Linked DNA regions of Homo sapiens: regions 1, 3, 4, 5, 6 and 7 are each linked to region 2. Evidence: chromatin loops called from intact Hi-C (ENCODE). Cell type or tissue: heart left ventricle. All regions are shown on one strand. Region 1 overlaps NTN1 (netrin 1). Region 2 overlaps STX8 (syntaxin 8). Region 3 overlaps NTN1 (netrin 1). Region 4 has its middle 14 kb from the start of NTN1. Region 5 overlaps STX8 (syntaxin 8). Region 6 has its middle 27 kb from the start of NTN1. Region 7 overlaps STX8 (syntaxin 8).

The links. Peaks named below come from ENCODE experiments on the same cell type or tissue, not always from the same donor. Only the 100,000 strongest peaks of a DNase experiment are listed, where the experiment ranks them.
Region 1: a loop joins it to region 2, with 2.3 times the contacts of the local background. A loop is called at or near these places in 13 of 110 quality-filtered maps.
Region 3: a loop joins it to region 2, with 2.4 times the contacts of the local background. A loop is called at or near these places in 13 of 110 quality-filtered maps.
Region 4: it touches region 2 in a loop (2.7-fold over the local background); 60 of 110 quality-filtered maps call a loop at or near these places.
Region 5: a loop joins it to region 2, with 3 times the contacts of the local background. A loop is called at or near these places in 31 of 110 quality-filtered maps.
Region 6: it touches region 2 in a loop (6-fold over the local background); 60 of 110 quality-filtered maps call a loop at or near these places.
Region 7: it touches region 2 in a loop (2.2-fold over the local background); 31 of 110 quality-filtered maps call a loop at or near these places.

Annotation. Positions count from the first base shown.
Region 1 is chr17:9,102,711-9,106,710 of GRCh38, reverse strand. All of the region lies in intron 2 of NTN1 (netrin 1), which reads right to left. Among named protein-coding and RNA genes, the nearest start is that of NTN1, 83 kb to the right of the region's middle. In heart left ventricle, no CTCF peak of the experiment used is centred here; a DNase peak (open chromatin) is centred at 1,980; H3K27ac peaks cover 1,714 bases.
Region 2 is chr17:9,290,670-9,294,669 of GRCh38, reverse strand. The region is part of intron 7 of STX8 (syntaxin 8); the gene reads left to right. Among named protein-coding and RNA genes, the nearest start is that of NTN1, 270 kb to the right of the region's middle. In heart left ventricle, a CTCF peak has its summit at 2,311; a DNase peak (open chromatin) is centred at 2,329; H3K27ac peaks cover 264 bases.
Region 3 is chr17:9,113,597-9,117,596 of GRCh38, reverse strand. All of the region lies in intron 2 of NTN1 (netrin 1), which reads right to left. Among named protein-coding and RNA genes, the nearest start is that of NTN1, 94 kb to the right of the region's middle. In heart left ventricle, CTCF peaks have their summits at 1,753 and 1,954; DNase peaks (open chromatin) are centred at 268 and 1,866; H3K4me3 peaks cover 896 bases; H3K27ac peaks cover 468 bases.
Region 4 is chr17:9,005,093-9,009,092 of GRCh38, reverse strand. It overlaps a transcript of NTN1 not described here. Among named protein-coding and RNA genes, the nearest start is that of NTN1, 14 kb to the left of the region's middle. In heart left ventricle, no CTCF peak of the experiment used is centred here; no DNase peak of the experiment used is centred here; H3K27me3 peaks cover 2,974 bases.
Region 5 is chr17:9,520,694-9,524,693 of GRCh38, reverse strand. All of the region lies in intron 4 of STX8 (syntaxin 8), which reads left to right. Among named protein-coding and RNA genes, the nearest start is that of STX8, 53 kb to the left of the region's middle. In heart left ventricle, a CTCF peak has its summit at 2,417 (motif pointing right); no DNase peak of the experiment used is centred here.
Region 6 is chr17:8,992,722-8,996,721 of GRCh38, reverse strand. No RefSeq gene overlaps it. Among named protein-coding and RNA genes, the nearest start is that of NTN1, 27 kb to the left of the region's middle. In heart left ventricle, a CTCF peak has its summit at 2,301 (motif pointing left); a DNase peak (open chromatin) is centred at 2,291; H3K27me3 peaks cover 69 bases.
Region 7 is chr17:9,512,727-9,516,726 of GRCh38, reverse strand. All of the region lies in intron 4 of STX8 (syntaxin 8), which reads left to right. Among named protein-coding and RNA genes, the nearest start is that of STX8, 61 kb to the left of the region's middle. In heart left ventricle, no CTCF peak of the experiment used is centred here; no DNase peak of the experiment used is centred here.

The DNA.
Region 1 (4,000 bases), 190 kb after region 2:
AAACCCCCGTCTCTACTAAAAATACAAAAATTAGCCGGGCATGGTGGTGGGCACCTGTACTCCCAGCTACTTGGGAGGCTGAGGCAGGAGAATTGCTTGAACCCAGGAAGCGGAGGTTGCAGTGAGCCGAGCGTGCACCACTGCATTCCAGCCTGGGTGACAGAGCGAGACTCTGTCGAAAGGAAGGAAGGAAGGAAGGAAGGAAGGAAGGAAGGAAGGAAGGAAGGAAGGAAGGAAGGAAGGGAGGAAGGAAGGAAGGAAATGCCATTTTGCCAGATGGCAAATCAGTGGTCAGAACCAAAACTACATGTAGGATATTCCGTTCCGTGTGCTAACTCCGAGGCAGGCCTACAGCTTCACACTTCAACCATCTTTGGTTGATAATAACTCACACAAAAATTCTGCCCCCAAGATACAAAACACAACCAGATTTGCCAAGGCACAAACCCTGAGTGCCAAGAGTCAGGTACGACTGCTCCATCTCACCCGCAAGGCAGGTGAGGCAGTGGGCTGGAAGTCCTTCTCTGCAATTAACCACCTGTGTGATCACAGACAAGTCACTTCCCATCTCTGGACCAGGAAGTGTGGTTTATTTAGCGCTTCTCCAACTTTGATGTGCAGATTCTGATTCAGCAGGTCTGGGATGGGGCCCAGGAGTTTGCATCACTAATAAGTTCCCAGGCGATATTGTTGACGCTGCTGGTTGGGGGGCCATGCTTTGGGAGTAGCTGGTCCAGATGGTCTCTTGGTTTCCCCACTCCCCATCCCCACCCAACTAGCATTTCTTTTTTTTTTTAAATCGGAATACCAGGGTGTGTCTGCTCACCATTCATTTCCTCTTCCTTCCCTTCAACCCACCTCCCTCTGTCTTTAGGCTGCCTACTTATCCAGCTCACCTGCACATTTGGGGGACTTGGGGGAGGGGGAGGATTCCCACAGTTCTAAAGAACCAGTGACAAATTGGCTGTACTCTACCAACTGCGTGAGGTCAAGGAGGAGAGAAACAGAGAGAGACAGAGAGACAGAGACAGAGAGAGAGAGAGAGAGAGAAAGAGAGAGAGACAGAACAGATCTCAAGGAACCAAACATCTTTTAGGAGAAAATCCTGTTTCTCAGCTAGGCGCCCTTACTCCCACCCCTGTCCCCACAGGAGCCAGGGATAATATCATGAACACTGAAGAACGCCCACGTTTTGACAGATTTATAACAAAGCCGTCTCCACAGGAAAAATGATTCTGGATTAATGCCTCCTACATCCACCTGCCAGCTGGGAGCATTCTTTTCTCAGCCCCCAAATGTTCCTAAGCCTTTTAAGGCCACCATTCACACACACACACCAGGCTCCAGATACCTTCAGAAAAGGCCCGGAGAGGTGACAGGACACCTAATGAATAAGCCTGGGGTGGGGCAATGCAAAGGGAAGAAAAGCTGGATTTCCTAGGACTGGGCAGATGGAGCAGACCAAGCTGACCCAAGGGGGCTGGCCCTGGAAATCCGGCCCAGGTGTGGTGTCTTCCTGGGGGCTCTTCCTAAAGGCCAGGTGTCAGAGGGCAGCATTCTTTGGGAATGTCCCTGCTGGTAAAGGGGCTAACACCACGTCTTTTCATTCTGAAATGGACGCTCAAAACAAAACACCTGTCCTTGGACTGCCGGGTCTCTCACGGGCCCCACATGGCCAGCAGCCTGCTCCCACGGTGAGACCCAGCCATGGGTCACCCCACCCCTGCCCCACTCAGAGGCACTCACCATCACAGGGGCCTCGGCCTGGTACAGGAACACCTCGTAAGTGTTGAGGAATCTGGCTCTGACTCTGAAATGTCCTGTGAGCAGCAGGTCCCTGGCTGTCAGGTCAGGACTGTGGCCAACCTCGCACTCCCTAGAATAAAGCCCACGTGGGAAATCCTTCCCTTCCGTGGGCCAAATCGCCCCGCCTAAAGTCTCCCTGTCTCCAGGACCTGACGGGAAAGCTGTGCAAGTTCAAAAAAAGGCCAGACCAGGGTGTCATGGTGTTGGACATTCAGCTTTGACGTGCCAGCAAGAGAGAGCGGCTTCATGCCAGCTGGCCCGAGCACCCTCAAATGTGTCGGGCCTGCAGGTCAGCCTTGTGCCCAGCAGGGCTGACCCTATTGCTACCTCCAAGGTCACGCTGGGTCCTTTCCCAGTTTTCCAGACCCCCTCTGCTCTGCCCTCACAGCTCCCCTGCCGGGCTCCTTCCCAGGCCCCGAAGCACAGGAAGCTTTGTACGGCCCATTGCTTCTGCTCGTGTGTCTTTGTCTGTATGTATGTTGTGTTATTATCTGCAATCATCTATTGCAATCACCTATCTTTGTACTATGGTAAAATGCACAAGAAATTTACCACCTTAACCATTTTTAAGTATACAGTTCTATGGCATTAAGTACATTCACATTGTTGCACAATCATCACCACCTCCATCTCCAGAACTTTTTCATCTTCCCAAATTGAAACTCTGTACCCATTAAACACTAACTCCCCATTGCCACTCCCCTAACCTCGGGCAACCACCATTCTGCTTTCTGTCTGTATGAACTGGACTACTCTAGGTGCGTCCTATAAGTGGAATCATACGGTACTTGTCTTTTTTTTTTTTTTTTTTTTTTTGAGATGGAGTCTCTCTCTGTTGCCCAGGCTGGAGTACAGTGGCACCATCTTAGCTCACTGCAACCTCTGACTCCTGGGTTCAAGTGATTCTCGTGCCTCAGCCTCCCGAGTCTCTGGGACTACAGGCATCCACCATCACACCTGGCTAATTTTTTTGTATTTTTTAGTAGAGATGGAGTTTCGCCAAGTTGGTCAGGCTGGTCTTGAACTCCTGACCTCAGGTGATCCACCCACCTCGACCTCCCAAAGTGCTGGGATTACAGGCTTGAGCCACAGCACCCAGCCTAGTACTTGTTCTTTTGTGTCTAGCTTTTTTCACCAAGCATAACAGCTTCAAGGTTTATCCAAGTTGTAGCATGTGTGAGAATTTCCTACCATTTTAAGGCTGAGTAATATCCCATTGTATGTTGTATTAGTCCATTCTCATGCTGCTAATAAAGACATACCCGAAACTGGGTAATTTATAAAGGAAAGACGCTTAATTGACTCACAGTTCACCATGGCTGGCGAGGCTTCAGGAAACTTACAATCATGGCAGAAGGGGAAGCAAACACATGGTGGCAGCAAGCAGAAGTATAGACTGAAGGGAGAGAAAAGCCCCTTATAAAACCATCAGATCTCATGAGAACTCACTCACTATCATGAGAACAGCACGGAGGCAAACTCCCCCATGATTCAATTACCTCCCACTGGGTCCCTCCCACCACACATGGGGATTATGGGAACTACAATTCAAGATGAAACTTGGGTGGGGACACAGCCAAACCATATCACATGTATAAACCACATTTAGTTCATTCATTCATCAATCCATGGACATTTAGGTTGTTTCTACCTCTCGGCTCCTGTGAATCATGCTGCTATGAACATGGGTGGTACAAATATCTGTTCCAGTCCGTGCTTTCAATTCTTCTGAGTATATACCCTGTCAATCACTTTTTAGCTTTTTATTGACATATCAAATTGGTCAGAAAATTTTTTGCTCACAAAGCATACTGCTCATGGAATTTTCACGAACTGAACACATCCATGTGAATCAGCCTCAGGCCAAGAACCAGAACACTATCCCCCCACACTCACCATCAGAAGCCACCTCCTGCCACCTCCTCCACAGTCACTACCCTCCATCCAGCCAGGGTAGCCAATATCGTGACTGCCAACAGCATACATTAGCTTTGCCTGGCTTTGCACTTGACATAAATGGAATCGTAGAGTATGCATCTGGCTTCTTTTAGTCAACATTATGTTTCTGAGTTTTGACTACTTGTTGCATGTAGTTATAGGCTATTCATACTCATTCCTGTATAGCATTCCACTGTATGACATATCACAAGCTACTTTTCTATTCTATTGTTGATGGGCATTCATGGACAGTGTC
Region 2 (4,000 bases):
GCCCCTAGTTCTTCCTTATGTTTCATCAATGAAGTACCCTCCTCTGCACACACCTTCTTAAGAATCCTTTCCCATGCATTCTTCCCATCCCTGGAAGTCTCTAAGGAGCGATTCCTGATTCCTGTCTGCTCCTTGTTGTCTGCTCTAAAGAGTGTAAGACTGCCAAAGCTCCTGTTTATGAAACGCCTGGCTTCAGATGTTCCACCCTCACTCAGAGCTGATCCTGATGGAGAAGCAACAGTTGCCTTCCATGCAGGAATCTTCTCTTTCAGTGATTCTGTTGTATTTCCAGCTTTCCTGAGCCATTGAGGCCCACCATAGGGTTTTGCACATAGTAAGGGCTCAGAAAATACGAGTTCTCTTCCTCTTTCACTTTATCACCATTAGGCCTTCCAGCCAGACTTCATATCTTTCCTTTCCTTCCTATCTTGTGTTACGCCATCTCTCTCACTAAGAGTTCTTTGCTGACCCTGGGGCCAAATTAGCAAGATGTGACCAACAGCACTGCAATAGACATCAGAAGACCCAAACCCTAGGCCACCTCTAGGCTAGCCGTGGAATCTTCATCATTTGCTTCATCTATAAGATGGAGAAAATAAGACTTGGGCCAGGGGCAGTGGCTCACGCCTGTAATCCCAGCACTTTGGGAGGCCGAGACGGGCAGATCACTAGGTCAGGAAATCGAGACCATCCTGGCTAACACGGTGAAACCCCGTCTCTACTAAAAATACAAAAAAAAAATTAGCCAGGCGTGGTGGCGGGTGCCTGTAGTCCCAGGTACTTGGGAGGCTGAGACAGCAGAATGGCGTGAACCCGGGAGGCGGAGCTTGCAGTGAGCCAAGATCGTGCCGCTGCACTCCAGCCTGGGCGACAGACAGAGACTCCATCTCAAAAAAAAAAAAAAGTACTATAAATGGTGACCACATAAAAAGTTAAACATGACATCTGGGGTTACTGCAAAGCTTAAAATGGATAACATATATGTCACGGTTCTTTGCAAAGTACAAAGTGTCGTATTCACTTCAAAATTAATGACAGTATTCTATTTTTATGGTAACATTTTCTGGGTAGACCGCCGGACCTTCTTACACCTCCTATCTCACTGTCATCACTTATCCAAGGACCTTAATCAGGTCTTTGAGAATTCTTCATAGCTACCTCATGCCCAAGTTATAATGTTCTCATTAAAAAAAAAAAAAGTCTCTAAAATTCCACATCTTCTGTGAGGTCCTCATAAGCTGATTACAGGTAGGGGATGACTTCCCCAGGAAGCCGTGTAAGGCAGTGGCTGCAGACACTGTTTTGAGGGGTCTACAATCTGACTTTCTGGATTGGAATCCAGCTCCATTGGTTACCAGCTGTGAGACCTCGAGCATCCCTTAGATACTCCTAGAATACTGCCTAGAAACTAGAAGTATTCATGGGATCTACCCAACATTGGGAGATTTGTGAGGGTGAAATGAATTATAGCATGTGTATTCTTCAGAACAATGCTTGGCACTTTGTAAATGCTCTCACTATTCATTATTATTTTTCTTTATCTACCTAGGAGACATGGAGGTCCCTGGCTGCTGTGTCCCAGTGGTTATTTAGTGATTGTACCCAATTCAATAATATTGGTGAAATGAATTTAAATTTGCTTAACCAACCAGTATCCATGATGATACCGGATATTCATGTTTTGTTCTATTTTCTGTCAGGTTACTTTAATCTGTCTTGAAAATAATCTTCCTAGAGTTGCTTGCTGGTTGGGTGTAAGGCCTTGTGTTTGGAGAGAAGATGGGGGGCATGAGAGCTGAATAGCTAGTGGCATCTGAGGACTTGGGGCATGGGAACTGCAGAGCACATTCTTAGAAACAGCCAGAGAGCATTCAGCGAGGGGAAGACTTGTTGGCTCAAGAGGAAATTCTGCTGCTTCCAAACCAGCTTGGTGAAGCAAGATGATTCTGCAAGCCCTAGTAAGCCAGGGCCAGGACTGTGAGCTGTGCTGCTGAAGGGGTTCAATGCCAAAGTAAAGAAAGGGGATTCTTTTTAGTTGGAGGTGAGAGGAGGAAACTCCTTCCTGTAGGCCTCAGAATAAAGCATGCTCGAGATTAGCCATTAGCAGGTAGCTGGAGAAATATGAGTGCCTCCTCTTTATTTTGTCTGCTGTAAAGTTATCTTTCTGAAGTCTGTGTTGTGTTATGAAAGAGACAAGTTTAATAAACAGATTCTATTTTTGTTCAAGCTGTGGCTTAGAAAAGCACCATAAATCTCTGAACTGGGAACCCACTGGGCTCTGTATGCCTGTCACTCTCCCTTCCACCACACGGTGGTGACACACCTAAGCTGCAGGTCTCCCACGCCAGTGAATGCTGAAGCCCCACGGACAGGCCCCACGGTGGAGACCGTGACACTGACTTCCAGGATGCCTTTGCTCTACCCTTATATCGTTCATATGTTTAGTACCCATTTATTTGTCTGAGGTTCTTCTTTGTGTAAAGGAATTGCCCTGTGGGCAGGGACTCCGTCCATCCACCTCTGGGCCAGTCCTGTACCTCCTGGATTCCCAGTGCCTCTGCCCCAGCTCCAGCAGCTTCTTCCTTAGCTCTAGTCCTGGTCTGGTTAGCTGGCAGCACCCCATCCAACACTCAGGAACACATCAACACAGGAGAAAATCCCACTTCTCCTTAGTTCAACTAAGGCAAGGCGGGAGGATTTGAAAGAGAACTTTTCCTTGGAAACAACACCAAAATATACACAAAAGCATAAATAAATGAATACGTTCACAGAGTTTAGCCTGCAGAACCAGACTTAAGATAAAACAGCAAGCAATAAAGACTGGCTAGCGGAGCCTTTGGACTGTTCAAAGCCCAGTTTCTTCCCCAACCTCAATCTCTAGGAATCTTGTAGGGCAGTTTAGCAAAGATAGCTCAAATCCTATCCCAAGATAGATTTTATTTATAATTTGTGACCTATGTATTCCAAAGAGGACATGGGTAGTTTACAATAAAAGATGTATGTATATATAAAATCTCAAAGCTGTTAAAGAATAGAAAATGTTTACATGTAGAAGAGAACGTAAATAAAATATGTCCAATTCCTAAACTAATACCATATTTGAGCATTAAATTTAGCACTGAGGATAGAATCTTGGAAAACCAACACAGAAAGGGAAATATGATGTGTACCACAATGGAAGTATTTAATAGGAAAGGAAAGAAACATACTTTTTTTTTTTTTTTTTTTGAGACCGAGTCTCACTCCCATCGCCCATGCTGGAGTGCAGTGGCGTGATCATGGCTCACTGCAGCTTCAAATTCCCAGGCTTAGGTGATCCTCCCTCCCTCCTGAGTAGCTGGGACTACAGGTACCCACCACCACACCCAGCTAATGTTTTGTGTTTTTAGTGGACACGAGGTTTCACCATGTTGCCCAGGTTAGTCGTGAACTCCTCGGCTCGGGTGACTTTTCGGCTTCGGCCTCCCAAAGTGCTGGGAGGTGTGAGCCACTGCGCCCAGCCAAAACATACTTTTTAAGAAAGGCAAGCTTTTTCCTGATACTGAATATTTAATCTCAGTAATTGAAGCATATAATTCTACAGTGATTTTATACAACACACACAAACTCTATTTGGTTGACAGTAATATTTGTTCGGGTTGATTCTACTTCTGGATCCTCATTTCTTCCTAGAACTTGTTCCATGTTCACCATGGCTATGCAACATTCCCTTTTTGAAGCTGACCTTAGGTAGTGCGGAAACCCCCAAAGGGTTGTCTTTTTCAGCAGAGGACATTAGACAAGAATGAGCCTCCCAGGGGACAGGGTTACTGCACCCTAATAAGAAGCATGTACGTCCTGGACTGGGTGGCAATGTGTGCCTTTCCCCTTTTCCAAACAGGAGCTTTTGGTAGCATCCTCAGGGCATTTGTCTACAGGTATATATCGGATATATTGGAAATAACTAAATTACTTGGTCATAATATGGAGAACTATTTATGAACTGGGTTGAGAAGATGAC
Region 3 (4,000 bases), 180 kb after region 2:
AATTTTCGTATTTTTAGTAGAGACGGGGTTTCACCATATTGACCAGGCTGGTCTCGAACTCCTGACCTTGTGATCCACCCTCCTCGGCCTCCCAAACTACTGCGTGAGCCACCGCACCCGGCCCACATGAAAGCTTCTTGAGGTAATGCTTTACTTGGTCCAGGTGCAGACCCAGGGCCAGTGACACTGTGAACCACCTGTCCTCATGCTTCTGAGGAGCGCAAGCCCAACTACTGGTGTCATCAGCCATTCTGCAAGTTTCCGCCCCAGGCCGGGCCCTTCCCTGGGAAGCAGAGTGTCCTCTGCCATCCTCCCTCCAGTCTGTGGCCCCTGCCACCAGGCAGCTCCTTCCCCTGGCTGCCAATGCCAATCTGCTTTATGTCCTCTCTGCCTCCCTGCCCTGTCTCTCGGCTTTCTCTCTATTCACGCGCTGTTTCCTTAGACGCTGCATTTTTTCCTATAACATCATGTCTGATCCAGACTTTCCTAAAAGCACCCTTTCACGCCTCACAGCTTCCCCGGGTGTCGCTCCCAGAGGCTCCTCTCCCCGCCCAGTGGGGCCATCCCAGCCCTCTCCCACCCCCCTCATTCAGGGAGCCACAATGCACATTTTCATATCAAAAGCCACCCCTTGTACCTCGGCCACAAATCCTTCCTGAAAGCAGACAAGATATCCGACATCAACTGTTAATAGGATGTGCCCCATGCTTACAAATATTTCAATCCCATACTCGTCCTTTCATAGAGTGGAATATGCCTCCACCTTTCTCCTTCCTGTCTACCTTCTAAATAATACCTTTCTCATCACCTTTTCTGGAGAAGAGAAGAGGTATTTTCCCACAAGTTCTGTGAAAGGACAGTCAGTCCCCAAGCAACACAAACGCGCTCTGTACTGAGAGGCAATTGGAAGCTGACCTTCTGGGGCCTTCCTAGGTGACAATGAGAACGTGATGGATGGCAGTGTTTTCTGGGCCTGGTTTTCAAGCCGAGGCAGGCACCGTCTTCCGCAGCCCCACTATCTACAGAAAGCCCTGGGATTTTAAGCTTTGTCAGTGAAATAAGGGGAAATCAGAGAGATGTGGGGAGAGAAAGAGGGCAGGGAGAGGAGGGGGCCTCAGAAGGGTGCCCTCCACCATCGCAGCTGCCCCTCCCCGGGTCACAAAAACAAACAGCGAGTAGAGACTCTAGAAATCACCCAGCTCGACTTCTGGAGCAAAAGATGGGGAGGCTAAGGCCCAGGGATGAGAAAGACGTGGTGAAGGCCACACAGCAAGCTGGTGGGTGGGTGGGTGGGTGGCTCAAAACTCTGTGGCTGCTTCCTGACCCTCCCGGGGGCTCTGCCTACCCCACCATGCCGCCTGCCCATGCCAAGAGGCACCTGTTCTGCCACCCCCGTGGAATGTTCTGCAGAGCCACTCGCCTCTGTGGACAAGGGTCTAGCTGGCCCACAGCCGCTCCTCCAGGAACAGCAGAGCCCTGGCTAGGACCAAGAGGCAATGTGTTCGGTTAACCAAGCAAGATGACGACACCCACAGGCGGCTTTCTGGGGCTCTAAGAAGCTGCCACAATCTGCCCCCGGAGAAACAAATGCAGAGAGGTTGAAAGAAAGGGCCACCCAGCCTGCCCCTGGGGCCTCCGCCCCTTCGGCTCATGTTTGTTTTGTTTATGGGAGGAAAATTCTCCGACTGTTCATAGAGGGAGAAACACGAAATCCCTTCCTCCACGGCCTCGGAGACGGCGAGTACACGGCTGCTGCCGCCTCGCCAGCCCTCCTCCACCGCGCACGGCCGGCCAAGACCAGCAAGCCCCATCCAAGGCTGCCCCGGCGCCTCCAGAGACTCCGCCACGGCCCATCCGTTCGTTTGTCTCTGGGGGCTGCGGCCCCGGGAAATGTCAGAGCCGTTTGTCCCCGCCCCGGGGGGGAAGGATGAGTCAGGGCACAGACCTCGGCTCTTGCCTGCCCTCTGCTTTCCTTCTGAGGCCTCTGAGTGTGTTTGTGAAGCTGGTTTTTAAATTAACTCCAGTGCACACAGTGGGAGGGTTTAGAGCATTTATCAAATCCCTCTCCAGATTTCAGCCGGGATCTGTCCAGCTCCAGGAACGTCACGTGGATGAGGACACTGGTCCAGCCAGGAGCCCGGCTTTCTCTTCCCGACAATGAGCTCTGAGAAGGAAAGCCTTTAACTGGTGAGCAGGAGACCCCCGGGAGACCCTGGGGAACACATGCAAGGCTGACGCCAGCATTGTGGGTCTTTGGTGAACACCTCAAAACCACCTCCATTGCCTATTTGCTCACCCCAAAGAGTTGAACATCCTTGAACTCAAAAGTCTCTCTCAAAGGCTTGAACTTACTGAATCGGTATTAAGGTGCTGTCTGGCCCACCCAAATGAATGAGCTCAAGTTCATTAGTTTTTCATTCACCCACTTACACAGTCCTTTCTCTCAAGGAGCTGAGGCAGAAGGAGAGGGGAGCTGTCACAGAACTGACGAACAGGAGTTTGCACAGAGCAGAATTTTCTACTGCACCCCCGGCCTGGCGCCCCAGCATCCTGCCCCATCTTCCAAGCCTACCACTCATCCACCCAAGAAAAATGCAGGTAGCATCTTCTCTCACAGAAGCCTCCCACCATGTCAGGTTCTAGAAATACAGACTGCCCTTGGGTGGTTCACAATCCAAAGACAGACATGAACAGACAGATGGGAACAGCAGTTTCATAAACTCTGCAGGTCAGTAGAAACCAGGAGCTATGAGAGAAAAGAGGAAGAAGTGCTGCCCAACAGTTTATACTGGTAACATCTTTCATCCCACTTTTATTTATTTATTTATGGTTATTATTTTTTTGAGACACAGTCTCGCTCTGTTGCCTAGGCTGGAGTGCAGCGGCACAATCTCGGCTCGCTGCAACCTCCTCTTCCCGGGTTCAAGCGATTCTCCGTGCCTTAGCCTCCCAAGTAGCTGGGATTACAGGCACCCGCCACCACACCCAGCTAATGTTTGTATTTTTAGTAGAGACAGGGTTTCACTATGTTGGCCAGGCTGGTCTCGAACTCCTGACCTCAGGAGATCTGCCTGCCTCGGCCTCCCAAAGTGTGGGATTACAGGTGTGAGCCACAGTGCCCGGCCTCCATGTTTATCTTTTTTTTTTTTAACTCAAGTAAAACATCAATATATTTTTTTGCAAAAAATTCAAACACTACAGAAATAGATGCATTTTGTAATTAAAAGTAACTTTTATATACCTTATACACCCTAAATATGTTAATAGAATCATGCAAAGCTTTTTCTAAGTAAGCATATGCACATTTTTTAAAAGTATCAGACCCGTCATACTTACACTTGAATCTTCCTTTTTTTTCCCTTACTCCTTTTAAGTCAATAAATAATACACAATATCTGAATAGCTGAATCATATATATATATATATATATTTTTTTTTTTTTTCTTTTTTTTTGGCACCCAGGCTAGAGTGCAGTGGCGTGATCTCAGCTCACTGCAACCTCCGCCTCCCAGGTTCAAGCAATTCTCCTGCCTCAGCCTCCCGAGTAGCTGGGATTACAGGCACACACCACCATGCCCGGCTAATTTTTGTATTTTCAGTAGAGATGGGTTTCACTATGTTGGCCAGGCTGGTCTCAAACTCCTGACCTCAAGTGATCCGCCCACCTCGGCCTCCCAAAATGCTGGGATTACAGGCGTGAGCCACCGCGCCTGGCCTGAATCATATATATTTAATTTTATGTCTACATTAGAGTTTATTTAGCTCATCTCCCATCGTTGGACATCTTTTTTTGCTGTTATAAACAACATTGCAGTGAACATCCTTGAACAAAATCTGCCTCTTACTCTGTACCATATGGATTTTGATTCTGCAGTTGGCTTTTTCCTATACTCTCTCCCTATATGACATCTCTATTTCCATCTCATTCTGCTGCCTTCTAGTCTCGGACTGTCCTCTCCTGAGCAAAGTCTGCTTGGATTGCACAAAGAAAGTGTCTTCC
Region 4 (4,000 bases), 290 kb after region 2:
TCCCAAGACAGAGCTTTTTTTGTTTTGTTTTGTTTTTGTTTTGTCTTGTTTTGAGATGGAGTCTTACTCTGTCACCCTGGCTGGAGTGCAATGGTGCGATCTCAGCTCACTGCAACCTCCGCCTCCTGGGTTCAAGTGATTCTCCTGCCTCAGCCTCCCAGGTAGCTGGGACTACAGGCATCCACCACCATGCCCAGCTAATTTTTGTATTTTTAGTAGAGCTGGGGTTTGGATTGTACCCTAGTCAGACATAGTCCCCTCCGTTAACATCTCCGTGATGCTGGGCAAATCACTTCACCTCTGTAAGTATCAACTTCCTCTTCTGAAAAATGTGGATAGTAATCTTCCTTCCTTGTTCTCCCGCCCTCTCTTCCTTCCATGGATATCAGGAGTATTGAGTAAAAAACCATATGCAGAAGACCCTAAAGTGTCCAAAGCCCTAAACAATTTTCATAAAGTTGCATAGACTGCTGGGTGCACAGTGGCTCATGCCTGTAATCCCAGCACTTTGGGAGGCTGAGGTGGGCCAATCATTTGAGGTCAGGAGTTCGAGACCAGCCTGGCCAACACGGTGAAACCCTGTCTCTACTGAAAATACAAAAAATATCAGCTGGGCGTGGTGACACATGCCTGTAACCCCAGCTACTGGGGGAGGCTGAGGCAGGAGAATCACTTGAACCCAGGAGGCCGAGGTTGCAGTGAGCTGAAATCGCACCACTGCACTCCAGCCTGGGGGACAGAGTGGGACTCCATCTCAAAAATAAATAAATAAATAAACTAATTAATTAATTAACTTAAATTAAAAAGTTGCCTAGAACCAGCAAATCCAGTGATACTGCCATCACCAAGCTTACTACAGGGCAAACAGAGATCATGTACAGGACAGTGATGACTGGCACCACAGAGACACTGGGCTTTAGTGTTAATGAGCATCAATAATGTATTGTTAATAAGCCATTAATAATAAGACAATGAGAATGAATAGTAAATATCAATACAAAGTATCCACTTCAGCTCAGGGTCAGATAGATCACTCAAGAACAGAGTCTAAGTCAAGTGCATTGGCTCACACCTGCCATTCCAGTACTTTGGGGAGCCGAGGTGGGAGGACACTTGAGGCCAGGAGTTTGAGACCAGCCTGGACAACACAGCAAAATCCTATCTCTACAAAAATAATAAGAATAATAATAAATTATTTGCAGGCATTGTGGCTTGCACCTGTGGTCCCTGCTACTTGGAAGGCTGAGGTGGGAGGATAGCTTGAGCCCAGGAGTTGGAGGTTACAATGAGGCATGATCATGCCACTGTACTCCAGCCTGGGTGACAGAAGGAGACCCCATCTCTAAAAGCAAGCAAGCAAGCAAGAAAGAAAGAAAGGAGGGAAGAAAGGAAGAAAGGAAGGAAGGAAGAAAGGAGAAGGAGGGAAGGAAGGAAGGGAGGGAAGGAAGAAAGAAAAGAAAGAAAGGAAGGAAGGAAGGAGAAGGAAGGAAGGAAGGTAGGAAGGGAGGGAAGGAAGAAAGAAAAGAAATAAAAGAAAAGAAAGGAAGGAAGGAAGGGAGGGAGGGAAGGAAGAAAGAAAAAAGAAAGAAAGATAAAGAGAAAGAAAGAATGAATGAATGAAAGAAAGAGAAGGAAGGAAGGGAAGAAAGGAAGGAAGGGAAGAAAGAAAAAGAAAGAGAGAAGAAAAGAAGAGAGAAAGAGAGAAAGACAAGGAAGGAAGGAAAGAAAGAAAAGAGAGAGAGAAAGAGAAAGAAAGAAAAAAGGAAGAAAGAAAGGAAAAGAAGGGAAAGAAAGAAAGAAGGAAGGAAGGGATGAAAGAAAAGAAAGAGAGAAAGAGAAGGAAGGAAGGAAAGAAAGAAAAGAAACAGAGAGAAAGAAAGGAAGAAAAAGGAAGGAAGAAAGAAAGGGAAGAGAGAGAAGGAAGGAAAGAAAGGAAAGGAAGAAAGAAAAAAGAGAAAGAAAGAAAGAGAGAGAAAAAAGAAAAGAAAAGAAAACAATGGAGTCTCGTAATCACAATTGTACTCGTAATTATAACCATGGCGGCTAGCATTTCTTGAGCACTTACTGTCAGGCCCCGTGGAGGGAGCTGGTATGCTGGGTCTTGGCCAGGGGGCTTGGTGAGGCCATGATGGCGGTGGAGAAGCTGGAAGTGAAATTGTGAACAGCTTCTCTTCTTAGGGAAGACAGGGAAGGAGAGGATAACCCAGAACTATAGGCCCCAAGAGTGGGTGCTACTAATATATCTTTCTTGTTCCCTACTGTAACCCTGAGTACCCAGCACAAAACTTGACACATTGTGATCACTCAAAAATGTTTGCTAAATGAACACAGAAGGGCCCTACCAGGGCATCCATATGCAAGGAACATGGATTTCTTGGTGTCCAGGGCCATATCTGGGCATAGCATTAGTTGGGTTAATTTGGTTCTGCATCCATGAACCTTCATTTCCCATCAATTCTTCTTCCACATAAAGAAGATTCATGTTGCACGTCATGTTGGCTTGGCCCTAGAATGTGGATGATGTCCTTGCCATCATCAAAATCTCACAATCTGTGATGTGCACACACACACCTCACATCTCCTGGCTCCGGATTGGGAGTCCAGCCTTTTCAACAGAGCCAAGGCCCCTCCCTGCACTGGGTGTCCTCGCTCAGCATCCAAAGGGCTCAGGAGTCCACCACCTCCTGCCTGGGCCCCCTCAGCGAAGATCTGATTTTCTCATCATCTGGATAGTCTCAGCGACTCGCAGCAAAGGGATGAACCAAGCTGACCTTTCTGGAGGTTTGTTTAAAGCAGAACAATGTTTGTCTTGTCCAAACACTATGAATTACTCCAGAGAAGCCTGCCCAGTTTTACAATTCGCAGCTACAAATGGCTTACATAAATAGGGACTTGTCCCCCCCACTACCCACCACCCCCGTACCTGATGGCTTCTCCTCCCCCTACCCACTTTCTTCCACTTTTCCAGGCCTTCTCTTTGCCCCTCCACCGCCCACTTCACACCTCCAAACCCCAGCATGCTGAAGGGGCAGGTGCTGGCATTCTGGGCCACAGCTCACACCTGGGTTATTGCTGGCATGGGTCCCCCTATGGCCGGCTGCTCTGTCCCTGGCGTGGGCAGATTTGCCTTGCCAAGGGGGGCCTCTGGGCACATTTGTACTGTCTGTGTGGGGCCTGCAGTGTGCAGTGTTAGGTCCAGCTGTGAAAGCACATTGGTAAGAGAAGGCCCCTGGGTTTGGGGACTCAACATCCAGGCAGCCTGCGGTGCACTCTGGCCTCTCCTCATCTGGCTGGGTGCACAGTTCACCCCCTGCCGCTCCCTCATTGGCTGCACATTCTGGAGGATACTGGAGCATCTCCTAGAAATAGACCTCACCCACTATGGCCTCCAGTCTGGGAGGACACCGAAAAGACTGTTCTGCAGATCATATGTGACGCACATAGAACAAGCAAAGCCCATGGTCCTGGGAGAGAAGGGCCTGCTAGGTAAAGAACCTGATTTGGGCTGCATTCCCCTAAATATGGTCCTTATACCACCTGCATCAACATGCTTCAGGATGCTTGTTTAAAATGCAGCCTTCTGGGCCCCTCCCCAGACGTAGGGAAGCTGTGGGGCAGCGGTGGGGAGGAGGAGGGAGGGTGTGTGTGTATGTGTGTGTGTGTTGGGTCGGGGTGGGGGCGGTTGGAAGTCTGATGCCCAGAGTCCGAGATTCACTGTTTGCCATGAAATCCATTCTGGCTCAAGCCCTCTAATTAGCTGGGTGACAACTGCAAGTCACTTTAGGCCTCAATATCACTATCTGTATAATGGCTCTAGAATCTGTGGAAGGATGTTTCCAACTCTTAGAAAGCGTGATTTCAAGGACAGCTGGATATCAGAACCCGAAAGCCACAAGGGGTGGGTGGAGGCAGCCTGAGAGAAAATCTGGGAGTCGCTAAAGCTCCCAGGAGAATGTTGGTGAAGACGTGGAGAGATGCGGGGGAGGTGCAGCAAGGTTGG
Region 5 (4,000 bases), 230 kb before region 2:
CAAATCAAGGTTATTGAGGTGGAAGTGATGGCTATGTAGGCAGTCCTTGACTTTTGTATGTCTTGAATGGTATGCATTATTCATTGACACCCTTTGCCATGGTCTGAATAGTAGTGTCCTCCCAAGATTCATATGTTAGAACCTAATCTCCAGTGTGATAGTATTAAGAGGTGGGACCTTCGGGGAAGTAAGTCATGAGGACTCTGCCCTCAAGAATGGGATTAGTGCCCTTATAAAAAAAAGATTGAAGGGAGCTTCCTTGCCCCTTTGGACATATGAGAACATGTAGAAGGCACCACCCATGGAGCAGAGAAAAAGTCCTCACCAGACACCGTATCTGCTTATGCCATGCTCTTGGACTTCCTGGCCTCCAGAACTGTGAGCAGTAAATTTCTGTTGTTTATAAATTGCCCAGTCTGAGGTATTTGGTTATAGCAGCCTGAAAGGACTGAGACAGAAATTGATACCGCAAGTGGGTAGAAATTTGTACATCATGTGTTGTTTTTCCTCCTTGTGTATCTTCTTGAATCCTGTCTTTTTAGAACAGTAATTTCCATATCAGTCCGCACATTGGCACCCAACTGGTTGCATAAAAGTTACCCGAGGGAGCTTACACATTCCAGAGGGAAAAGATGCCAGAATTGAAAATGTGGGTGTCCATCTCAAAATTTGTTGTCTTTAGACATGAGTTAGATGAATTGGTATAATAAACAGTAAGGTCACTGAGGTGAAAAATGGACGATGTAGGTGGTCCTTGGCTTTTGTGCATCTTGAATGCATAAGCATTATTCATTGACACTCTTAAATGGCCTTTTAATGCCTAATTTGGATTTTTGTATATCAGCTGCCAAACACACATTTCTATTAATATTATTGATGGTGGCACTGCTTGCCAGCTGATAATTTTGTTTCACTGAACTCACATCTTTGTTCATAGAACAGTATTGATTTGCACAATTGGTTGAATATTTTATTGCATTTTACCTTTACTTTATAAAATGAGTGAGAATGGAAACAAGTACAGTAAAGTGAAAACAGTAATGTTGAGACAAAGATGGAAATCATTAGGTATGCCGAATGCCTAAAGCAAATGTAGATTGCTCATCTTGACTGGACACTCAACGGATTTATCATAACTGTGTTTGGTTGTGAAGAACCAACTGGAAGAAGATGGAGAGTTGTTATTGCAGATGGTGTCAAAAAGGCATGGCTCTAGGAACACCAACTCCCTCATATTATATAAGTTCTGTTGACTTTTGCGCATTTGTTTCTCTTTAAATATATATATGTGTGTGTGTGTATATATATATGTACATATATATTTAATTGACATATAAGTGTACATATTTATGGGGTACAGTGTGATTTTTTTTTTTTTTTTTGAGATGGAGTCTCGCTCTGTTGCCCAGGCTGGAGTGCAGTGGTGCAATCTCGGCTCACTGCAACCTCTGCCTCCTGGGTTCGAGTGATTCTCCTGCCTCAGCCTCCCAAGTAGCTGGGACTACAGGCACATGCCACCATGCCTGGCTAATTTTTTGTATTTTTAGTAGAGATGGGGTTTCACTGTGTTAGCCAGGATGGTCTCGATCTCTTGACCTTGTGATCCACCTGCCTCGGCCTCCCAAAGTGCTGGGATTACAGGTGAGAGCCACCGAGCCTGGCTTACAGTGTGATATTTTGATACATGTATATAATGTGTAATGATCAAATCAGGGTAATTAGCATACCCATAACCTCAAACCTGTATCATTTCTTTGTGTTGATAACATTCATAATCCTCTCTTCTAGCTATTCAAAAAACTGTAAATTATCATTTGCTGTATTCACCTTAGTATGCCACAGAACACCAGAACTCACTTCTGCCATCCAGCTGTTCCCTGTCTCCCTTAACCAACCTTTCCTTCCCCCAACCTCTTGCCCTTCCCAGCCTCTGGTAACCACTATCCTACTCACTGCTTGTATGATATCAACTTTTTTTTTTTGAGATGGAGTCTCGCTCTTTCGCCCAGGCTGGAGTGCAGTGGCGCGATCTCGGCTCACTGCAAGCTCCGCCTCCTGGGTTCACGCCATTCTCCTGCCTCAGCCTCCTGAGTAGCTGGGACTACAGGCACCCGCCACATGCCCAGATAATTTTTTTTTTTTTTTTTTTTTTGGATTTTTAGTAGAGACGGAGTTTCACCGTGTTAGCCTGGATGGTCTCTATCTCCTGACCTCGTGATCCACCTGCCTCAGCCTCCCAAAGTGCTGGGATTATAGGCGTGAGCCACCGTGCCCGGCCGATAGGAAACTTTTTTAAGCTTCCTCACAGGAGTGAGAACCAGTGCATTGTGTTTCTAAGCATGTTGCATGCATCATGTAATAGAGAAGCTGCCTGCAATAGTTGGCCCTCCTGGACTGTTGTAACTAAACTGTAACCAGCAGATGGCTCTCAGTCACCATAAATATGGTAGAGCAGCTCATTCATCTTTTACTTGGAATTCTTGTTTTTTGTGTATCACCCCTTTTTGCCCCTCTTCTACTTTTAAGGTACCATGATTTGCAAACATTTAAGGTACAGAAGTGTTCCTTTTGGTTTTGTTTTTTGCTTAAGATGGCCTGTGTGACTCTCAGGAGCAGTGCCCTGGGGTTTTGAAATTTGAGTTGGAGACCCAAAAAAATGATGGCCTTTTCTACCCTGTATTTCTATTCTTCTGTGAACTGTTTCATCAAGGTTTTCATTTAGTGTTAAAACTTTTTATTGGTAAATTTGGCAAGCAATGAATAGGAAAAAATAGGATTGCTTTTAAATTAGAACAATATTTGATTGTAATAGATTTTAAAGGTGCTATAGTGAAATTTCCTTGGATATTATGTAAGGAAGATATTTTCCTTGTTCTGATTCTTATTTGTTCTGGACTAATACTCAATGGAGATTATTCAATTTGAACAAAAAATATTTTGAGTATCAACTTTGCAGTCGGCACAATGTTAGGCATTTATTGTCCCTTGAGTATTAGCTCCATGAGGTCAGGTATTTATGTCTCTCTTGTTCACTTACAAGTCACTAGATTAGTGCCTGATACATAGAAGATATTCAGTGTTTGTCAGATGGATGGATGGATGGAAGGGTGGATGGGATACAGAAAAGAGTAGGACAGAGTATTGGACTGAAAGATGTTAACAGTTTAGTAAATATGGCTACAGATATTCCTACATAATCATGATCTCTTGAAGGACCAGTTTAACTCTGGGATTGTTATTAAGTGCTGTGTTGAAAATTGAAAGGTAATGAAAAAATTTCCTTTTCCTGAAGTCGTGTCAATTTCTTCAAGTCACATAGGTTTGGCAATCTTTATTCCCTATATCCAGTCTATTCATCAACACTTGTGGAATTTCCCTTGAGCCACTATGTTAATTGTCCCTTTCTCTCTGTTCCCTCTTGTCACTTCCCTTGTCCAGACTCCTGTTACCTCCCACCTAAATTACCACACTGGCCTTTTGGCCTGCCTCTCTGACTGCAGCCTCTCTTCCGTGTAATCCAGTCTGCGTATTGTTGCCAGACTTCGTCTCTAAAGAATTTCTGTCAAAGAATCTATTTCTAATTGAAATTTGAGCCTCTGTGCATCTTTATATTCACAGAAAGGAACTACCAAAAAAAGTTCTGAAAAAGGAATTACCCTTTTATATCATAGGAGTGTTTTCAAATCTATAGGCAAGTCTAGTTACGAAGCTTTGCAGACTCAGCTCACTCACACCCCAGAAATATCTTCCCTCATCCTAACTGCAAACCTCCCTGTGGTCTGTGAATGCCCAAACACTGATATTTTTTCCAGACAAAACAAACATTTTATATAGTCACTTTGACATCTTTTTGAAACGCTAAGAAAGGCTAAAGAAAGCTACTTCTTGGAATTCACTGCTATTTCAATTCTGTATTCAGTTGATAAGAACGCCCTTCCTATGAACTCTAACAAGCTTCAACTTCATTTGTCTGTAGAAAGACATGGATTGTCTGTGCACC
Region 6 (4,000 bases), 300 kb after region 2:
TGCACAATGGTTGCTTACATGCATTGACGACATATAGTACCTCTGGTCCCTGACAACTAAATGGTAGTAGTGACTGCCAATCACTATGACAGCCAAAGCCACGACCCCCCAAATCTCTAAATGAACAATAGCATCTCCATTGAGAACCACTAGTCCAGGGTCAAAATCCCTTTGGACATGTCTACCAAAGCTGGCACTTGGTCTGCTTGAGGCTAAACTTGTAAAATACATTTGATTTGTTCTAGCTGTCACAAATACACTTGCCAAGACTCAAAGGGGGCTATAGAGAGAGGGAGGCTGTGGGATGGGGCCTTTTCCTCTGAGTATCTCCCTTCGTATTAGCTTTTTGTCCAGAAAGCACAGACCCAAGGGAAGCTGGCCTCATGTGCCAATCTGAGGCACAACCCTGTGGTCTTTTTGAGGCTTTTCCTGAAACCCAGCTGGGAAGTAAATCAGTACAGACATAATCCTGATTTTAGCCACAGGGGCCAGGGCCTCTGACCAAACCCCTGGCTTAGGAGAATTTCCTGCTATACATTTGCTTGGCATGTCAATCTCAAACTATTCTTGCTCTGCCCTCTCAGGGATGGGGTTAGTGAGACCATGGCTCCTTGGGATGAGGTTTTGACGTTGGCATGTGCAGACTTGCTCACTGGGCTCCATTAATTATATTCACCTCCACCTGCTACAGGGCTTTTTCCGGTCCGTACATCTGGCCCTTCCTTTCTCTCTGCAGTTCTAGCACCTCCCTGCCCCCTTCAGCTTTCGGCTTGCTTGTCTCGAGAGGCAGGTATGACATGACCCAATCCCCTCGCTGGTATTCCTGGAATTCAGCTGGTTTAGCAAAGCAAGGATGAAGTCCCTCCTGAGCAGGGCAGCTGCATCTTTCCGTACACATTCCATCACTTCTGCCAATTGATGTCTCCAGGCCAGCTGGTCATCTACAACATGGATTTTGATCCTCAAGAATTCCCTCCCAGACTCCCTGGCCTGAAAAGGGCAGCTGAAGGGCCCAGAAGCCCTTCATCAGAAGCCCATCATCAAACAAAGGGGTCAGAAGCCTGTGACTTTGGATTTCTGCCATTAGACAAGAGTCCAGATGGCCTCTGACCCAGGCATCCATGCACCTGCAGCTGTAAACCTATGTGGTTTATCCAGTGCACAGACATTTATTGACCACCTTTGGTATGCCAGGCACTATGGACACAGCAGGAACCAGACAGACACAGTCCCTGCTCTCCTAAGGTTTACGGTCTACAGGGAAAGGCAGGCAGATGTTCAATAAACTGTAACACAAACAGCTGTGCAATTGCAACTATGATGAGCATTACAAGGAAGTGCAGGGGCCATGTGACAGAGTATAACAAAGGCTGGGTAGGCTAGGGGCCTGGGACGTGGGGGCATCGCTGAGGAAGTGACATTTAAGTTGAAACATGAGGGAAGAGAAGGTGTTACCCAGGTGAAGAGAGTGGGAAAGAGCCTTCCCAGCGCGGGGAACAGCAGAGGTGAAAACTCTAATCTGGAAGGCAGCTTGACATGATCAAGAAATCACAATAGTTGTCAGGTATTGATTGCTCCCTATATGCCCAGCCTGTTCTAAGAGCTTTCTTTACAAGTATAGTTTTTCTAATGGCCACCGTGCTAAGAAATAAGGAACTAGCATCCTCATTTTACAAATGAGGAAACTGAGGCACAGAGAGGTTAAGTAATTGCCCCCAAATCCCACAGCTATAAAATGAGGGAGCTACAAATTGAGGCACAGAGAGGTTACCATTGGATCCAGGTAGTCTGACTCCAGAGACGGTATCCTTAACCCCTATGTCAGAATCCCCTGTGAAGATAAAAAGTCATGATGTCATAGCAGCAATATGTATTGTTGGACATGTATAAAGTGGCTGATGAAACCACATTCATAGTAGAAGGGTATATTAACTACGTCTTCTTGTTTTCTGTATTCTTGATGCTTTGGGGTCTGGGGTTTGCTGATCCTGGAGGGACTGTCCCTTCCAGGGTTAGTTAATCCCTAGAGATGGCAAAGACTACGCTGTGAGCACACCTTTGATATGCAAACCAACCAATCCAGAGCCCACACCCAAACTCTCACGACTTGTCCTAGTCACCCCAGGGCCAAGTGTCAGACAACTAGAGAAATCCCCTATACCTTGGAGCCCGCCAAAATTACTCACACTTGCCAATCCTAAACCTTGCCTTGCCTGCCTTTCCCTCCGAAACCATAGTTAAGGCCCCTGCCCTGATTTCCTCTTGTTCCTTCTGCCTCTTGCCCAACCCTGGGCTCCCCCGTGTGGCCCTGTGTGGCATGGCATGTCCCTTCCACTCCGGAACTGTGAGTAGCAAACTCTTTTTTCAATGGTAGTTGTCTCCTGATCTGCTGTCCTCGGCATTACCTGAATAATAAGACAACCTACATTTTTTTTTTTTTTTTTTGAGACAGAGTCTTGGTCTTATTGCTGAGGCTGGAGTGCAATAGCAAGATCTCGGCTCACTGCAACCTCCACCTCCTGGGTTCAAGCAATTCTCCTGCCTCAGCCTTCCGAATGGCTGGGGTTACAGGCACCCACCACCACACGTGGCTAATTTTTTTGTATTTTTAGTGGAAACGGGGTTTCATCATGTTGGCCAAGCTGGTCTCAAACTCCTGACCTCAGGTGATCCACCCACCTCAGCCTCCCAAAGTGCTGGGATTACAGGCATGAGCTGCTGCACCCAGCCAACACAACCTATATTTTAAAACAAAGGGATCCTTGGATGTTTAGCTGAGGCTCAGGGAGGGGAAGCCCAGAAGTGGAATTAAACCCCAGGTCTCCAGGCTCTTGCCCTGATGCATGTTTTACTATGCTTCCCAGGAAGGTCATGAGGGAGGGACAGGGACAAGTTTGGGGTGAAAAGGAATAAACCTTGTTTTTTGAGACAGGGTTTCACTCTATCACTCAGGCTGGAATACAGTGGCTCAATCACAGCTCTCTGCGTCCTCCCCTTCCTGGACTCAGGCCATCCTCCCACCTCAGCCTTCCAAGTAGCTGGGCTAAATGTGTGTGCCACCACACCTGGCTTTTTTTTTTTTTTTTTTTGTAGCAATGAGGTCTTGCTATGTTGCCAAGGCTGGGAAATCAGACTCTTTCTTTAAAAAGGGAAAAAGAATCTGATTTGTAGGAGCAAACAGAGTCATGATGGGAGAAAGAAAGTGGAGTTGGTGTTTGGGTAAGTGGAGGCAAGGAGAGAAAGAATTTTATTCATTTTATCAATTTCATACCAATTATTAATAATAGCAAAATCTTACTTGGTACTTACTATGGGCCGGGTACTCTTCTAGGTGCTTTCTGTGTAGCATGTCATTTAACCCAAATAACAACCCTATAAGGTCAGGGCTATTATCTCCACTTGGGAGACGAGGAAACTGAGGCATGGATTCTAAATGACTCACCTAAAGTTAAACGGAACCTAAGTAAGTGGCAGGGTTGGGTTTTCTTTTCTTTGAGACAGAGTCTTGCTCTGTCACCCAGGCTGGAGTGCAGTGGCATGATCTCTGCTCACTGCAACCTCCGTCTCCTGGGTTCAAGCAATTCTCCTGCCTCAGCCTCCCGAGTAGCTGGGACTACCAGCTCATGCCACCACGCCTAGTTAATTTTTGTACTTTTTTTAGTAGGGATGGGATTTCAACATGTTGGCTGGGATGGTCTCAATCTCCTGACCTCGTGATCAAGGTCTCCCAAAGTGCCAGGATTACAGGTGTGAGCCACTGTGCCTGGTCGGGTCTGTCTGTCTTTCTCTTTTCTTTCTTTTGTTTCTCTTTCTTTCTTTCTTTCTTTCTTTCTTTCTTTCTTTCTTTCATTCTTTCTTTCTTTCATTCTTTCTTTCTCTTTCTTTCTTCTTTCTTTCTTTTCTTTTCTTTCTTTCTTTCTTTTTTCTTCCTCCTTTCCTTTCCTTTTTTTTTTGAGACGGAGTCTCACTCTGTCACCCAGGCTGGAGCTCACTGCAACCT
Region 7 (4,000 bases), 220 kb before region 2:
TATTATTTTTCGTATTTTCCTAGTACCTAGAACAGTAATAATAGGCACCACCCCAAATGTTAAATTGAACATAAAACCAAATGAAAAGAGAATCGGGTGTACATCCAGGGATACCTATGATCTCATGATCTTACCTGCTTTTCTGAGTGAAGGTCAGTGAGTGAAATTGCTGGATTTCCTCATAGGTTTGGGGCATCAGGAAAGTAGAAACACCAAACAAACCAGAGAGAAGTGGAGTTAGACAGTTCAGCCTTGGGAATCAGATAACCCTGGGAAATCCTTTCTATATATGTCTGTGGTGATGTATGTTTGATATTAGTATTAAATTGTGCCCATATTGTCACTTTTATTTTCTAACAGGTGTTTATTTTCTAACAGGTGTCTATATATATATATATATATATATATATATATATATATATATATATGACTGTGGTTCTAATGTGTCATTTTTGAGATTGTGAAAAAAATATTTTTACATTTTTTCCCCTTGAATAACAGCTTTTTAAAAGCATGCACTAGGGCTCACAGGAGCTACCAGTGACTGGTTCCAACATTAAGTTCAGAGGAGCAATAACACCTCAGGGGCAATATACTCATTTTGATGGTCATAGCTGGTTACTAATGCACTTTCAAAGTATCTTTACATACCTCTGACCCACTTGCATTTGCAGTAAACCATGGACAAATCCTGTGTAATTCCTGATTTGAAAAGTGGCTCTTGCAAGATGATATGAGAGTTGGGATAGGCTTTGAATGTGAATTTTCTTCTTTCCTTCCCTTTCCTATTGCATTCTTCCCCCTTCTTCGAAGGTACGTGAAATTGAATAATTATTATAGAGAAGAAATCCAAAATCTTGACATCTTGGCTATTTGGTGCCAATGGCATAAAGTAAGGCTTCCAGCTGGGCACAGTGGCTCATGCCTGTAATCCCAGCATTTTGGGAGGCCAAGGTGGGAGGCTTGTTTGAGCCCTGGAGTTCAAGACTAACTTGGGCAACATAGCGAGACCCCATCTCTACAAATAATAAAAATAATTAGCCAGGTGCAGAGGCACGCACCTGTAGTCCCAGCTACTCAGGAGGCTGAGGTGGGAGGATCCCTTGAGCTCTGGAGGTCAAGGGTGTGGTGAGAGATGATTGTACCACTGCACTCCCGCCTGGGTGACAGAGTGAGACCCTGTTTCAAATAAATGAATGGATGAATGAATGAATGAGAGAGAGAGAGAGAGAGAAAGACTTCAAAGAAACACACCTGTCGTTTTAGTAAAGTGGAAGAAAGTCATACTTCTGTTTGGCATGCTAATTAGTATACTTGAGACCAACTCTGTGCTTAAAATCTTAGTCTAAGGAATCAAAAATTTTCTTCCAGTTTTGCCTGGGTTTGTCTCTTGCTACATGAAATAGTCTTCCAAAGGCTTTAAAGTTCTAAACTAAAAGTGAAATTAATATAGCTTTTGTGATATACAGATTTATTTAAAATTTTTTAGTGCCTTCTGTGTAAAAAAATGCAATAATTGGTATTATGATAGTAGTTAACATCTTCCAAGTACGACATTAGACAGTTTGCACACATTTTACACATTGTTTCATCCCACCAGAATGCAAACAGCACCGATAACAAGAATCTATGCTTTGTATGGGTGGAGATTTTGGTCCATTTGTCTATATTCTATTTTTTCTTCATGCCCATTAATGAGAGCAATGCCGACTATATAATAACTACGAAGTAAATGTTTTTGGAATGAAAAATTATTGAATCCTCCAGCTACTTTCTGTTCATATGTTGCCAGTAGGTGATATGCTATTAGCTGTTCACTCCATATTGTGGGACAGCGTGTGTACAGCGAAGGGTGATTTTCAGTTTCTGCCTTCTGTCTAGTGGATATGCACCTTATCTATATAAAAGGTTAAATAATAGGGTAGCAATTGTTTCTGGATGATATGGGAGATGTGAACAAGGCTAGAAGAATTATAAATAATGGAGATATGAGTGAATATATATAAATCACCTGGAGCCGTGTCTGTACAGGGCAAATGCTTACTGCATGTTAACTGTTGTTATTGCTATTGTAACATCATTGTCATCATTTTGTTTTTTGTTTGTTTTTGTTTTGTTTTTGAGATGGAGCCTCACTTTGTTGCCCAGGTTGGAGTGCAGTGGCGCAATCTTGGCTCACTGCAACATCCGCCTCCTGAGTTCAAGCAATTCTTCCTGCCTCAGCCTCCCAAGTAGCTGGGATTACAGGCGCCCGCCACCATGCCTAGCTAATTTTTGTGTTTTTAGTAGAGACAGGGTTTTACCATGTTGGCCGGGCTGGTCTGGAACTCCTGACCTCAGGTGATCCACCTGCGTTGGCCTCCCAAAGTGCTGGGATTACAGGTGTGAGCCACCGCACCCAGCCTATCATTTTGTTTTAATTGACATATAATAATTATACATATTTATGGGGTACATAGTGATGTTTTCATACATGTAATATATAATGAGCCAGTCAGGATAATTAGCACATTCATAATCTCAAACATTTTTCATTTCTTTGTGTTGGGAACATTCTATATCGTCCTTCTAGCTACTGGAGACTTTATTGTTAACTGTAGTCATCCTACAGTGGTGAATAGAACACTCAAACTTATTCCTCCTGTCCAACTATAATTGTGTGTCCCTTAACAAATCTCTTGCTCTCCCCCTTCTCCCTACTCTCCCCAGTTTCTGGTGTGCTCTGTTCTACTTTTTACTTCTATGAGATCAACTTTTGTTTTTAGCTTCTGCGTATGAGTAAGAACATGCAGTGTTTAGCTTTCTGTTCCTGGCTTATTTTACTTAATATAATAACGTCCTCCAGCTCCATCCATGTTGCTGTGAATGGCAGGATTTTATTCTTTTTTATGGCTAAATTGTATTCCGTTGTGTATGTATACCACACTTTCTTTATCCATTCATCTGTTGTTGGATAGGTTGATTCCATATTTTGCCTACTGTGAATAGTGCTGCAGTAAACATGTGGGTGTGGATATCTCTTCAAAATACTGATTTTCTTTCCTTTGGATAAGTGCCCAGTAGGGGGATTGCTGGATCATATGGTAGCTCTAGTTATAGTTTTTTGGGGAACCCCCATACTGCTCTCCATAGTGGCTGTACTAGTTTACATTTCCACCATCTGTGTATAAGAGTTCCTGTTTCACAACATCCTCACAAGCATTTATTTTGTGTTTTTGATGATAGCCATTCTAAGTGGAATGAGATGATACCTCATTGTGATTTGGATTTGCAGTTCCCTGACGATTAGTAATGCTGAGCAATTTGTATATATTTGTTGGCGCATTTGTGTGTCATTTTTTGAGAAATGTCTGGTCAGATCATTTGTCTGTCTTTCACATATTTTGTGTATCTTTTTTTTTTTTTTTTTTTTTGGAAATAGAGTCTCACTATGTTATCCAGGCTTAAGTAATCCTCCCACCTCAGCCTGAGTAGCTGGGACTATAGGTGCATGCCACCATGCCTAGCTCATTTGCCCATTTTTCCATCCAATTATTATTATGATTTTTGCCATTGAGATATTTTGAGTTCCTTACATATTTTGCATATTAATCCTCTGTTGGATAAACAGTTTGCAAATATTTTCTCCTATAGATTGTCTTTTCACTCTATTGACTGTTTCCTTTGCTGTGCAGAAGCTTTTTAGTTTGTTGTAATCTCATTCGTTTCTTTTTGCTTTTGTTGCCTGTGCTTGTGAGGTCTGACTCATAAAATCTTTTCCCAGATCAACATCCTGAAGTGTTTTCCTTGTTTTTGCCTGGTACTTTTATGGTTTTGGGTTTTACATTTAGGTCTTTGAATCATTTTGAGTTGATTTTTTCCTTAGGGTGATAGATGGGTGTCCAGGTTCATTCTTATGCATGTGCATATTCAGTTTCCCAACACCATTTATTGAAGAGACTGTCTTCCCCCAGTGAGTATTCTTGGCACCTCTGTTAAAAATGAGTAGGCTTGGCTGGGT